Regions from separate parts of the Homo sapiens genome. Here region 2 is linked to region 1. Evidence: chromatin loops called from intact Hi-C (ENCODE). Cell type or tissue: Caco-2. All regions are shown on one strand. Links, peaks and the distances in the headings refer to the core of each region. The heading gives the core; the rest is flanking DNA.

Region 1 (6,049 bases), core at 506-5,505:
CTGTAGCCCAGGCTGGAGTGCAGTGATGTGATCTCAGCTCATTGCAACCTCTGCCTCCTGGGGGTCTAGCGATGCTCCTTCCTCAGCCTCCCACACAGCTGGGACTATAGGCGTGTGCCACCACACCTGGCTAATTTTCATATTTTTAGTAGAGATGGGTTTTTGCCATGTTGGCCAGGCTGTTCTCAAACTCCTGACCTCAAGTGACCCTCCTGCTTTGGCCTCTCGAAGTCCTGGGATTACTGGTGTGAGCCACTGCGCCCAGCCTGGTTGTTCTTTTTTAATTTTGTTTCCATTTTCATCTACAGTCAGGTTAGAATTGGTAAGAACCAACTAGAAAAATGGCCAGTGGAGGAGAGATGCTGACCACCAATACTTCTAAATCTAAGGGCCAGTGTGTTCTAAAAAAATTCAGGCTGGGTGTGGTGGCTCACACCTCTAATCCCAGCACTTTCGGAGGCCAAGGTATTTGGATCATTTCAGGTCAGGAGTTGAAGACTAGCCTGACCAACATGGTGAAACCCTGTCTCTACTAAAATACAAATATTAGCCAGGTGTGGTGGTGGGCACCTGTAATCCTGGCTACTCGGGAGGCAGAGGCAAGAGAATGGCTTGAACCCAGGAGGCAGAGGTTGCAGTGAGCCCAGATTGCCCCACTGCTCTTCAGCCTAGGTGATAGAGCGAGACTCCGTCTCAATAAAATTAAAATAAAATTCAAAACTATTACTCCACATCAGGAATTTTATCAGTTATTGTAAAAGAGGGCAGACGAGTGGATTTTCTGGCTCTCTCATGTCACTTCCCTATTTGAGAGCCTTTGCTCATGGGCTTCTAGTCCAACAGTGCAGCCCAGCCTGAAAGGGCTGATCTGACTCCTCCTCTCCTCTCAATCCCATCTCATCCTGCTTCTCTCTCTCTTTCTCTCTTTTTTCTTTTTTTTTTTTTTTTTGAAACAAGGACTTTCTCTGTCCCTCAGGCTGGAGTACAGTGGCACAATCATAGCTTACTGTAGCCTCGAACTCCCAGCCTCAAGCAATCCTCCCACCTCACCCTCCAAGCAGCTGGGACTACAAATGTGAGCCAACATGACCAGCTAATTAAAAAAAAATATTTTGGAGACGGGGATCTCGCTACATTGGCCAGGTTAGTCTTGAACTCCTGGGCTTCAGCGATCCTCCTGCCTTAGCCTCCCAAAGTGCTGGGATTCTAGGCGTGAGTCACTGTACACAGCTCATCCTGTTTCTCACTGCAACCAACACTCACCGTGCTTGCAGAGCATCCCTTGCTGCCTCCCACATCTTTGCCTTTGTTCACAATATTTCTTCTGTTCACCCTTCTCTTCCCCTTTCTATCCATGGATTTCCTGACTCTTCCTTCCCCTCTTGGCCTCCCTATTTTATCCACCACACAATACCCTCTTCAGATTTCTGTCTGAGGACTGATAACACTTCCTCACAGATATTTGTTTAGATCATGAGCTTACCCTGTGACTCTCTGAACTCCTATGATGGATTGCGTGAACTCCTCAGTGCTGGGCCCGTTTGACACAGTCTTTTGGAAAGACACTTAACAACTTCCTGCCTTAGTTTCTTCATCTGTGAAATGGGGATAACAAAAGGATTGTGGAGGAGATAAAGGAAGTGATATGTCTAATAATGCATAATAATAATAAACATAATAATTACTGATATCCATGACATATAACAACAACTTTCCTAATAACTAACACAACATTCACAATGTATCAGGTTCTACTCCAGGGGTTTTACAAATTTAACTCATTTAGTCCTCTGGGTAAGCCTATCAGGTAATTTCTCTTATTACCCCTGTTTACAGATTAGAAACCTGAGGCACAGAGAAGTTAAGGAGTTTTCCCAAGGTCACACAGCTTGTAAGTGATAAAGATGAGGGTTGATTCTGAGTAGTCTGGGCGCCAGAGCCTATGCTCTTAGTCACCAAGCAACACTCCTTCAAATGATCGGTGTTTGTTAATTACCATTAAGTATAAATTGTCTAAAATCTACGATCAAGCTAAGCCTGGAAATTAAAGACCAATGAGCCAATCCACATGGAATACCACTCAGGGGCTGCCTTAAAGATATGAGCCAGCCCTGAGGGTTTCCCTCCTGTCCCCTTACTGACAGGTGGACCAAAAGAAAGGGAAAGAAAACCACATTCCATCTTCACAGAGGTTCCAGTTAGTTCCTAGGCAAACAAGAAATCAAAAGCATCCACAGATGTTGTGTCTACCACCCTGATGCAGAAAGAGCTTAAGGAGAAGCTCTGACAAGGGATAGACAGTTTACTTATGGAAACAAGCAGAAAATTAAATCTGGTCTCTGCCCAGCAAGCATCTCACCTCCCACCATAGCGTCTGGCAGAGAAGTGAGCCAAGGTGGCCCCTGGCGCAGCAAATGTTTGGCACATCCATTTGCACAGGAGGGGGAAGAAGGCGCATTCTCAAACACCCTTCCCATCACCTTTCAGGATCTTAGGTGCCTTCTCTACAGCCATGGCACAAACCTTTACCACTAGGGGGCGGCTAGACATTTCGATTGGCTACCAGGCAAGCGGCCAGCTCAGGACAGGAGCAGTGCTCTGTGAAAGAATGGATTCCTGGTTTGTTCTAAGTACAAACAAGGGGGAAATGCTTCTGCAGGGTTAAATGAGGTTGACACGCTCCCCGCGGCTGACCAGACAGTCCCTCCTAACTCTTACCCACCCTGGGCAGCTCTCTCAGCGCGGTGTGGGGCGGGAGTGGGAGCTGATGGGGGGTGCTCTCTATTCAGACTCTACTTGTTCTAGACTGAGTCACTGGTGGGGGCAGCGGTGTTTGAAAGTGGGCATCACTCTTGGGCTCCCACATTGACTGTAGTTTTACGGAATGTTTGGTGAGTAACTAGTTTTCTAACTTTTCTTTATTTCTCTCATATATTTGTCCATGTTCTTTCCTATGTCATCAAAGAGGATGCCAGGAAAACCCAAAGAAAGGCCCTAGGAGGAAACCAGTATGAGTGCCAAGATGAGCCAGAACCAGGGTGGGGCTGAGAGGCGCCCAGGCAGCTGCTTTCATTGTGCACCTTCCCCTAGTCCCAGCCCCAAATCACCATGGTGACAGATACCCAGCAGCATTGAGAAACAGAGAGCTTTTTGTTTTCTGCCATGCTTTTAACTCCTCACTCCACTTGTCTCCACCTCCACCCTCTTCAGCCTATACAACTTCTTGCTCATTCCTGTGAAGGTATTGGCTGATAAGAAACAATAAGGACTTCCTAAATAGAGGACTTTGGTATAAAAGTAGCTAACATTTATTAAGCGCTTACTATGTGTCAGACACTCTCCTCAATGCTTTGCAGTATTGGCTCACTTAATTCTCTCAACAATGTGGCAAAGAAGGTATTTATTTTACAGATAAGGTAACTGAGGCACAGAGAGGTTATGTAACTTGCCCAAGGTCACACAGTAGATGGGGGAGTCACAATTTGAATCTAGGGAGTTCTTACTCTTAGGCTCACACGTTGCTTGAGATACCAGAGAACATTCAGACATGTGAAACACTGGACTGTGGGCTACCAGGGGGCAGAAAGGGATTGTGATTTGGTGTTCTTAGTTGGCAACCCCCACAATCACAAACGATGTCTATGTGGCAGGCTGGCTGGGGCTGAGAGCTACTGCCTTTGGGTTACATTTGAGCAGATTGCTGTTCTTCTCCTGAATACCTGGTTTGGCATCCTTAGGGTTGGTTTATTATGACCCTAAAGACTGGATTTACTTTGTTTTCTTTTTGTTTTTTTTGAGGTGGAGTCTCACTTTGTCACCCAGGCTGGAGTGCAGCAGCACAATCTTGGCTCACTGCAACCTCCGCCTCCTGGGTTCCAGTGATTCTGCTGCCTCAGCCTCCCAAGTAGCTGGGATGACAGGCGCCCGGCACCACACCCAGCTAATTTTTGTATTTTTAGTAGAGATGAGGTTTTGCCATGTTGGCCAGCTGGTCTCAAACTCCTGACCTCAGGTGATCTGCCTACCTCAGCCTCCCAAAGTGCTGAGAATACAGGCGTGAGCCACGGTGCCCAGCCTGGATTTCCTTCTTATTCTTAATCTGATCTGGCTCCCTCCAGATGATCGTGAGCCCGGGATCAAGAAGCCATACCCTATCCATCTTTGTATTTCCCACAGCTTCCACATCTTGGGCTTAGTAGGTGCTCACAGCACGTTGGCTTATTTAGTCTGTATCAGCCACTTTGAATTATGGGCCATGGCAAAGCTGCCCTTCTGGGACAGGCAAGTGTCATGTCCTGTGGCCGTTGATCCTTCCCTCCCTCCCTTCCTTCCTCCCTTCCTCCCTCCCTCCCTCTCTCCCTCCATCCCTCCCTCCCTTCTCTACCTCCCTCCTTCCCTTCCACCCTCCCTCCCTCCTTCCCTCCCTCCCTCCCTCTCTCCCTCCATCCCTCCCTCCCTTCTCTACCTCCCTCCTTCCCTTCCACCCTCCCTCCCTCCTTCCCTCCCTCCCTCCCTCTCTCCCTCCATCCCTCCCTCCCTTCTCTACCTCCCTCCTTCCCTTCCACCCTCCCTCCCTCCTTCCCTTCCACCCTCCCTCCCTCCTTCCCTTCCTTCCTCCCTCCCCCCTTCCCTTCCTCCCTCCCTCCTTCCTTCCCTCCATCCTTCCCTCCCTCTCTGCCTCCCTCCCTGTTCCTCATCTCTGCAAAGGGGCAGCATTTTTTTTTTCTCGATTCAGATTTAACATGAGGGGGGCGGTTCTCTCTGTAACTATGAGAAAGAAACTGTCCTGTGTTTCTGACTGCTCAACATGTTTTTTTTTTTAGTTGTATATGAGTAGAAAGGGCTAGAAAAATCTACCTGTTGTTTCTAATTACTTACCTTCAGTATAAAGAGTAAACTAAGCTCTATTATCTTATCTCAACCTGTCTTGTATCTACTATTTCCTGTGCTTTTCTCTGCCACATGCTTCCTTTCCCCCTGTGTGTTTTATGAGCATTGCAAATTATTTTGTTCTTCATCCTCTTTTTTTTTTTAGAAACAGGTCTCTCGTTCTGTTGCCCAGGCTGTATTGTAGTGGCATGACTGTAGTTCACTGCAGCCTCGAACTCCTGGGCTTCAACTTCTGATCCCCAGCTTTTTGACTAACTGAACTCATCAAAATATGAATTTAGAGACTGAAGCCCGTTGACCAAAGGCTTGAATCCCAGGAATCCCCAGGATGCAAGTATCTTTCCTGAGTAACAGGATCTCTGGGAGACCCTAGATTCCTAGAGTAGGGCAGACTTTGCTTTAGAAAGAAAATTTGGGAGTATGCAGAACATTCTGGAACCCTTAATCTGACCCAGAAGAAACAAGGGTATAAAGACCAAGACTGACTGTAAGCCAGAATTGCTCCTTTCGAGGTGTGAGGGTGAAGCAGCCTCACTTGGCATGTGTGGTTATTCCAGTCCACGCCTTGCTGTAGACATTCCTGAGATCTTTCATCTTCCCCTGCCATTATGTTCCCAACACATTGGAAATAAAATTCCCCAAATCGCTTCCTCCATATGGCCACGCCTGATCAACCCTAAAGATCTCTGAGTCTTTCTTTATTCTACATCCTGTCATCATCTAAATTCCAAAATTTAATTATGGATTTTTTTCCAGACTTCTTCTATAGACCTGGAATATTTTTAGCATCTTTTCTGCAATAAATGAATTGGTGAGGATCTTGAGGTTATATGGAAGGTTTCCTACAGTTGTGTGTTTTAAATGAAATTTGGCTTTTATATTATTTTGGTAACCTGTGAATCTTTTGCTTAATAAAAATCCTCCAGGCTCTCTGCGTGATGTTTTTACTTACCAAAGACACAGACCTGGGCTTCCTGGGGTCCCCCTTCTGCAGCTGTGATAATCAGCAGTCTTCCCAGGGTGAGAGTCTGCTTAAAAGGGCCCCTGGGAATTTATCTACATCTTAAAAAGTTCCATCAGCATCCAGAAACAATATACCCTACCACGTAAGGTATGAGTTCTGCTACTCAGCAAAGGCACATTTTCCAGGCCTGGGTTT
Region 2 (6,049 bases), core at 291-5,290, 520 kb after region 1:
TAATACATTTGTATTGTTTGAAGCCATTCAGTGCACGATAATCTGTTACAGCACGTATAGAAGACAAATACACTGGGTGACATGGGAAACATCCCTTAATCTCTCTGCAATTCTATTTTCTCATTAGAAAATAGAGTTCATATACATATGTAACAAACCTGCACGTTGTGTACATGTACCCTAAAACTTAAAGTATAATAAAAAAAGACAAAAAAAAGATTAAATAGTTGATATTAAAAAAGAAAATAGAGTTCATTCTGACCCTGAGTCCCTGGCCTTAAACTGAATCCTAACCATAACTTTAACTCTATTTAGATTCAAACTCTACAGCTAAGCGAGTAACAAACCAGTTAGTACAAGAAAAAATGCACTCACAGATTTCTTTGCTCATAAACTTTCTTTATATTATGGAGCCAACATGAGATCCAATGGACTAATGAAGATAAGGAGTGTAGCACATGACTCACCCTCAAGAAACTTCAGCTCCCTTCTTCCACTGGACACTGCCATGCTGATTTCAAATCCCACCTTATTCACCTGCTGCAAGAACAAAAGAAGAAACAATGTTCACACCTGATGTATATCAAATATTGTTGAAGTAGAAATGCAAGCCAAGTTGAAGTCATGAACAGTTAAAAGAAATGAATCTCATTTATCTGGAGTTTATTTGCCTATTACAAGCTTCACTTTGTGCAGGTCAGTACCTGGACTTGCCCAAAGGGCCTTTCACTGTTTATTCCAGAAACAAACAAACAAACAAAAACCAAAGAGAGGCAAAGAAAAAGTAAAAGTTACTGGGATGATTTGAAGTCACCGAGAGAGTGGTGACAGGTAAAATTAAACTTGAAAGTTGTTAAGAATGTTGTCCAGAGGGGTCATGCTGTTGAAAATAATAAGTGGGTCATAATTAAATGCTTATTCTGTGATTTCTTGGTATATTTCATTTCTCTCCTTTGCTTTCAACCCCCACTCTTAGTTTCTGGTCACTGCAGGAATTAACCTGTATATGAAAGACAGTTTGGAAAAAAAAATGCAACTTTCTCACATCTGAACTAGCAGTTTGACATTTTATATGAATGCCAGCCAAATCATAAATCGAAAAGGAGAGAATTCTAGATCATCCATATTATCAAGAAGTCACAGGGGTTGCTGATAGGGAGGTTGGAGGGAGGAGTTTGGCCTTAGGATCCAGATAGGACAAATATAATGCTATAGGGGATCACGCTTTAAGCAAACTTGATACATGAAAGTCTAGATTTCCTTTACATAATTCAGGTATTATTCACTTTGCAGAAGAATTTAGGCAGTGATTCTTGAAAATGGGCCATTCTCCTAATGCATGTTTTTAAAAATATATATTCTTGAAAAATGTGATTAATAACGTGATTCTCTAAGCTCAGAAATAAAGCTGCATACCTACAATCATCTGATAGTCAATAAAATCATCAAAAGCAAGCAATGTGGAAAAGACTCTCCGTTCAATTAATGGGATAACTGGCTAACCATATACAGAAACTTAAAACAGGACCCCTTCCCTCATACCATATACAAAAATCAACTCAAGATGGATTAAAGACTTAAATGTAGGCCGGGCATGGTGGCTCAAGCCTGTGATCCCAGCACTTTGGGAGGCTGAGGTGGGAAGATCACAAGGTCAGGAGATCCAGACCATCCTGGCTAACATGGTGAAACCCCGTCTCTACTAGAAATACAAAAAATTAGCCAGGCGTGGTGGCGGGCACCCACAGTCCCAGCTACTCGGGAGGCTAAGGCAGGAGAATGGCATGAACCCGGGAGGCAGAGCTTGCAGTAAGCCGAGATCGCGCCACTGCACTCCAGCCTGGGCAACAGAGCAAGACTCCGTCTCAAAAAAAAAAAAAGACTTAAATGTAAAACCCCAAAACTATAGAAGCATATCTGTTGCATAAACAGTTTGCACTTATTCCTCCCTGGAGAGACCCTTATTTGAATTGTTTATTCCTAACACCCATGGTTTTTATATATTTTCTATTACCTTGATCCTGTTCTATGTTGTCTTCATGTGAAACTCGTGAAAGCTAAGTATAAAACTAAATTTTGTTATATGGCTCTAAAGATGCCCAGCACCTGAAATCCAATGATCTTTAATAAATCAATCCAAGCAAATACTCAAAGGAGCAAGGGAAATGTTCAGACCAAAGGTTTTTGGCCAGATTCTGGCCATGGCTTTGAAACAGCTCTTAACCAGATTCAATGGCTAGTTGATAATGAGATGCTTGTTTTGGCTTTATAGCTTGTCGTCTAAGGTTTATTATGCTATGGATTCTCACTCGTTTGAAAAGAACAGGTGGGACTCAACTCAGTTCTAATGGTGACTCCTAAAGCAAACCTCTCCTACAGCTAAGGTCTGTTCCTAGGGAAGTAGCAGTGCTGCCTGTTAGGCAGGGAAGAGATTCAAGGGAAGGTCTTAAAATCTAGGGCTCTATGCCAGGCATGGTGGGTATGCCTGTAATCCCTACACTTTGGGAGGCTGTGGTACACTCCAGTCTGGGTAACAGAAGACCTGTCAAAAAAAAAAAAAAAAAAAAAAAAAAAAAAAAAAAAAAAAAAAAAAAAAGCAGGGGTGCTCTGGAAACGACAAACCTAAGAAAAAATGGTATCTCCACCTCTTACTGATTGGATGCATTTGAGCATATTGCTCGATCTCTGAGTTTCACTTGGCTCACAGTAAGCCTTCAATAAATGCTGATAACAATGGTAATTACCATTCTGTAATCTCACACACATGTTCTAAGCGTCTTTTAGCTGCACAGCCTCTATGCACCAAAGCAGCAACAGGATGCTTCCAAGAACCATTTCAATTGCATCCCTTCAAACAGGAGTGATGAGTCAACAGGTACTTTATACTTCTGCAGTTCATACAGCTTTGTAGACAGATCATCTTATTTGTACTTTTTGAACTTGACTCATCACTCTTCCTGGACACGCAGGGGTGAGGGATAGAGATGGGGAAGGTAGATGCTGCTACCAAGATGATGGTCTTTCACGTAGCTATGAAACCTGCTTAAACCAATTCAGGGGGAATTTTAAGGCATAGCGTTAATTCTTTATCAATGCCAAGGAGCAAAGTCCAAAGACAAATTAAGACAAGGTCCAAACAGAATAGTTGAAGCCGGCCTGGACCAAAGGGCAAGGATGATCTACTCATGAAGCAGCAGCTACAAAAGCTGGGGTCCTGCCATAAAACAGACACCACACAAGTAATTTTTACTGGGACAATTTAACATCAAAGTTATTAACTACTAATGAAGGATTACCTTCTAAGAGAGGTAAAGATAACTCTTAATATACAGAAATAGGCCGGGCACTGTGGCTCACTCCTCTAATCCCAGCACTTCGGGAGGCCGAGGTGGGTGGATCATCTGAGGTCAGGGGTTCAAGACCAGCCTGGCCAACATGGTGAAACCCCATCTCTACTAAAAAATACAAACATTAGCTGGGCATGGTAGTGCATGCCTTCAGCTACTTAGGAGGCTGAAGCAGGAGAATCGTTTGAACTGGGGAGGTGGAGGTTGCAGTAAGCTGAGATCACACTACTGCACTCCAGCCTTAGCTATAGAGTGAATGAGACTCCATCTAAAAACAAAAAAATGAAAAACAAAAACAGAAATAGCATCTCTAGAGTACAACCACTCCACGAAGGGGCTGAAAGAGTGCTCGAGGAAGGAACAAACTTGGAAAAAGCTCCACTCCATGGCTGAGACTTACTTTGTTGGAGACAACGGATCGATGGCCCACTGGATGGAGAAGTTTGCTGAGATGCCACAGGCCAGGACGGGCTGGCAGGAAACTGCCCATGGTGGGTGCTATTGGGGCTTACCACCTTGGGTTGCAGTATCCCTAGCCCCACTGGCAGGAAAGCTGCCCGCTTTGTTCCCTAAATAGGGACTTGTATGAATGGCCCCACGAAGGTTCAGCTGTCTCTTACTTCTAATCAGTGAAATTCCTAAACAAGGAAGCCACCTGCTGGCAGCCATGGCTATGCCGAAAGAGCAAGAAAAATAAGGTACCAGAAAGGGAAAAACAAGCCCTGTCCTCTTTTAATATCTCTCCCACTCTCTCACCTCTATCAAGGACCAGTTGCACTGGCCGAGGAGACATATTCCAGGGTCCATCTCCAGTAGCACAAAGTAGGACAAAGAAGAGTGGATTTGGAGATGAGGCACTGATAACTGGCATAGATTCAAAGTAGGTAAAATGAAGGTGCAGGTTTGGAGAAATGGCCGGCGTCCACCAAGACGATTTTCAACGTCATGCTCAGAACCTCCGACAAGGGAATATTAGGACTAACCAGTGGCATATTATGGGCATAATGGCTCTCACAATTAATCTGCTTCTGTGAACAAAACTGCAGGTTCTGTATGCTCCCCCTATCCAGCCTATTTCTTTCTTTCTTTCTTTCTTTCTTTTTTTTTTTTTTTTTTTTTTTGAGACGGAGTCTCGTTCTTTCGCCCAGGCTGGAGTGCTCGATCTCGGCTCACTGCAAGCTCCGCCTCCCGGGTTCACGCCATTCTCCTGCCTCAGCCTCCCGAGTAGCTGGGACTACAGGCACCCAACACCATGCCCAGTTAATTTGTGTATTTTTAGTAGAGAAAGGGTTTCACCATATTGGTCAGGCTGGTCTCCAACTCCTAAACTCAAGTGATCCACCCGCTTCAGCCTCCCAAAGTGTTGGGATTACAAGCGTGAGCCACCACACCTGGCCCCAGTTCTTAAAAGAAGTGTAATAACCTGGGTTCCTATTTGGCTCAGCAGGTCCGTCTAAGACCTAATGAGATGTCTGCAGCATGCTCTGTTACAGCTCTGTGCCTATTACTAGAAACTTCCCAGAGCGGAAGTTGGAACTGAACAAAGGGAGACTTAAAGTAAGCATTGGCCACAGGAGCATATAAACCCAATTTGAATATTTTAAAATTTAATTAACCATGATTATGGATTGCATGACTGAATTCACCAACTGATTCAGTCAAAATAAACTAGTTGCTATTGCAATTTTACTTCCTAATGATTGTAATGAATTAGTTGAGAGACGCTGGGAAATATTTTCCAGTATAATATTTAAGAATTTTATCAACCAGGGTCTCAAAGGACTTAATTTAGGTATAATAACTTTTTTCTCTTTCTGCTGCTGAAATGTGGTGAATCTATGTGTGACTAATTGAAGTTGCACACAGTGATCTATCCACATGACCAGAAGAGGGCTCTGAAGTAGGCTAAGTGCTAGAGGTGTCTCATTTAATTCCAGGAAAGGGGCTATCCTTCCTCTCTATCCTGAAAGCTTATTTTCCTGAACTAAACTAGTGAATCTACTATGGACCCAGCTCTGTGCACAGTGAGGAGAAAGGTTTTTGTTTTTTGTTTTTTGTTTTTTCTTCTTTTTTTGAGACGGAGTCTCACTCTATCGCCAGTCTAGAGTGCAGTGGCACGATCCCAGCTCACTACAACTTCCGCCTCCCGGGTTCAAGTTGTTCTCCTGCCTCAGGCACCCGAGTAGCTTGGACTGCAGGCTCCCACCACCACACCCAGCTAATTTTCGTATTTTTAGTAGAGACAGGGTTTCACCATGTTGGCCAGGATAGTCTCGATCTCTTGACCTCGTGATCCACCCGCCTCAGCCTCCCAAAGTGCTGGGATTATAGGTGCGAGTCACCGCAGCCAGCAGAGAAAGGTTTTTATAAAATAAATAGACATTCTGGCCTGGACATATGATTATGAGAACACTACAAAGAGCTAAGGAAGGGGCCTCAATTATGTGGCACAAACATTAGCTACAAGAGATACTCAGAGACAGGGACCATCCGTGGGTCTATGTGCACTTGAACACCTGGGCAGGGCTCATGGAGAAGGTAGCACTGACTTTGCCTAATATTTTGTGGGGTTTGTCTGTGTTTGTGTTAAGGGGAATGGTGCATTGTGTACTTGTGGCAGGCCAGGTCTCACTAACCCAGGCCTCCATAACAGCTGTTTCAGCACTGACTGAGTGGTTAAGTTAAATATTAAAAGCAGATAG

The links. Hi-C counts contacts between places; a loop is a spot of excess contacts. Peaks named below come from ENCODE experiments on the same cell type or tissue, not always from the same donor. Only the 100,000 strongest peaks of a DNase experiment are listed, where the experiment ranks them.
Region 2: a loop joins it to region 1, with 7 times the contacts of the local background. A loop is called at or near these places in 6 of 110 quality-filtered maps.

The regions. Positions count from the first base shown.
Region 1 is chr10:25,110,796-25,116,844 of GRCh38, forward strand. It overlaps LINC01516 (long intergenic non-protein coding RNA 1516), which reads left to right and starts at 2,263. Exons shown (of 8, transcript NR_120649.1): 1 at 2,263-2,891; 2 at 5,817-5,910. RefSeq lists a silencer at 2,580-2,629. In Caco-2, for the core only: a CTCF peak has its summit at 2,533 (motif pointing right); a DNase peak (open chromatin) is centred at 2,556.
Region 2 is chr10:25,634,608-25,640,656 of GRCh38, forward strand. No RefSeq gene overlaps it. Among named protein-coding and RNA genes, the nearest start is that of LINC00836, 14 kb to the right of the region's middle. In Caco-2, for the core only: no CTCF peak of the experiment used is centred there; no DNase peak of the experiment used is centred there.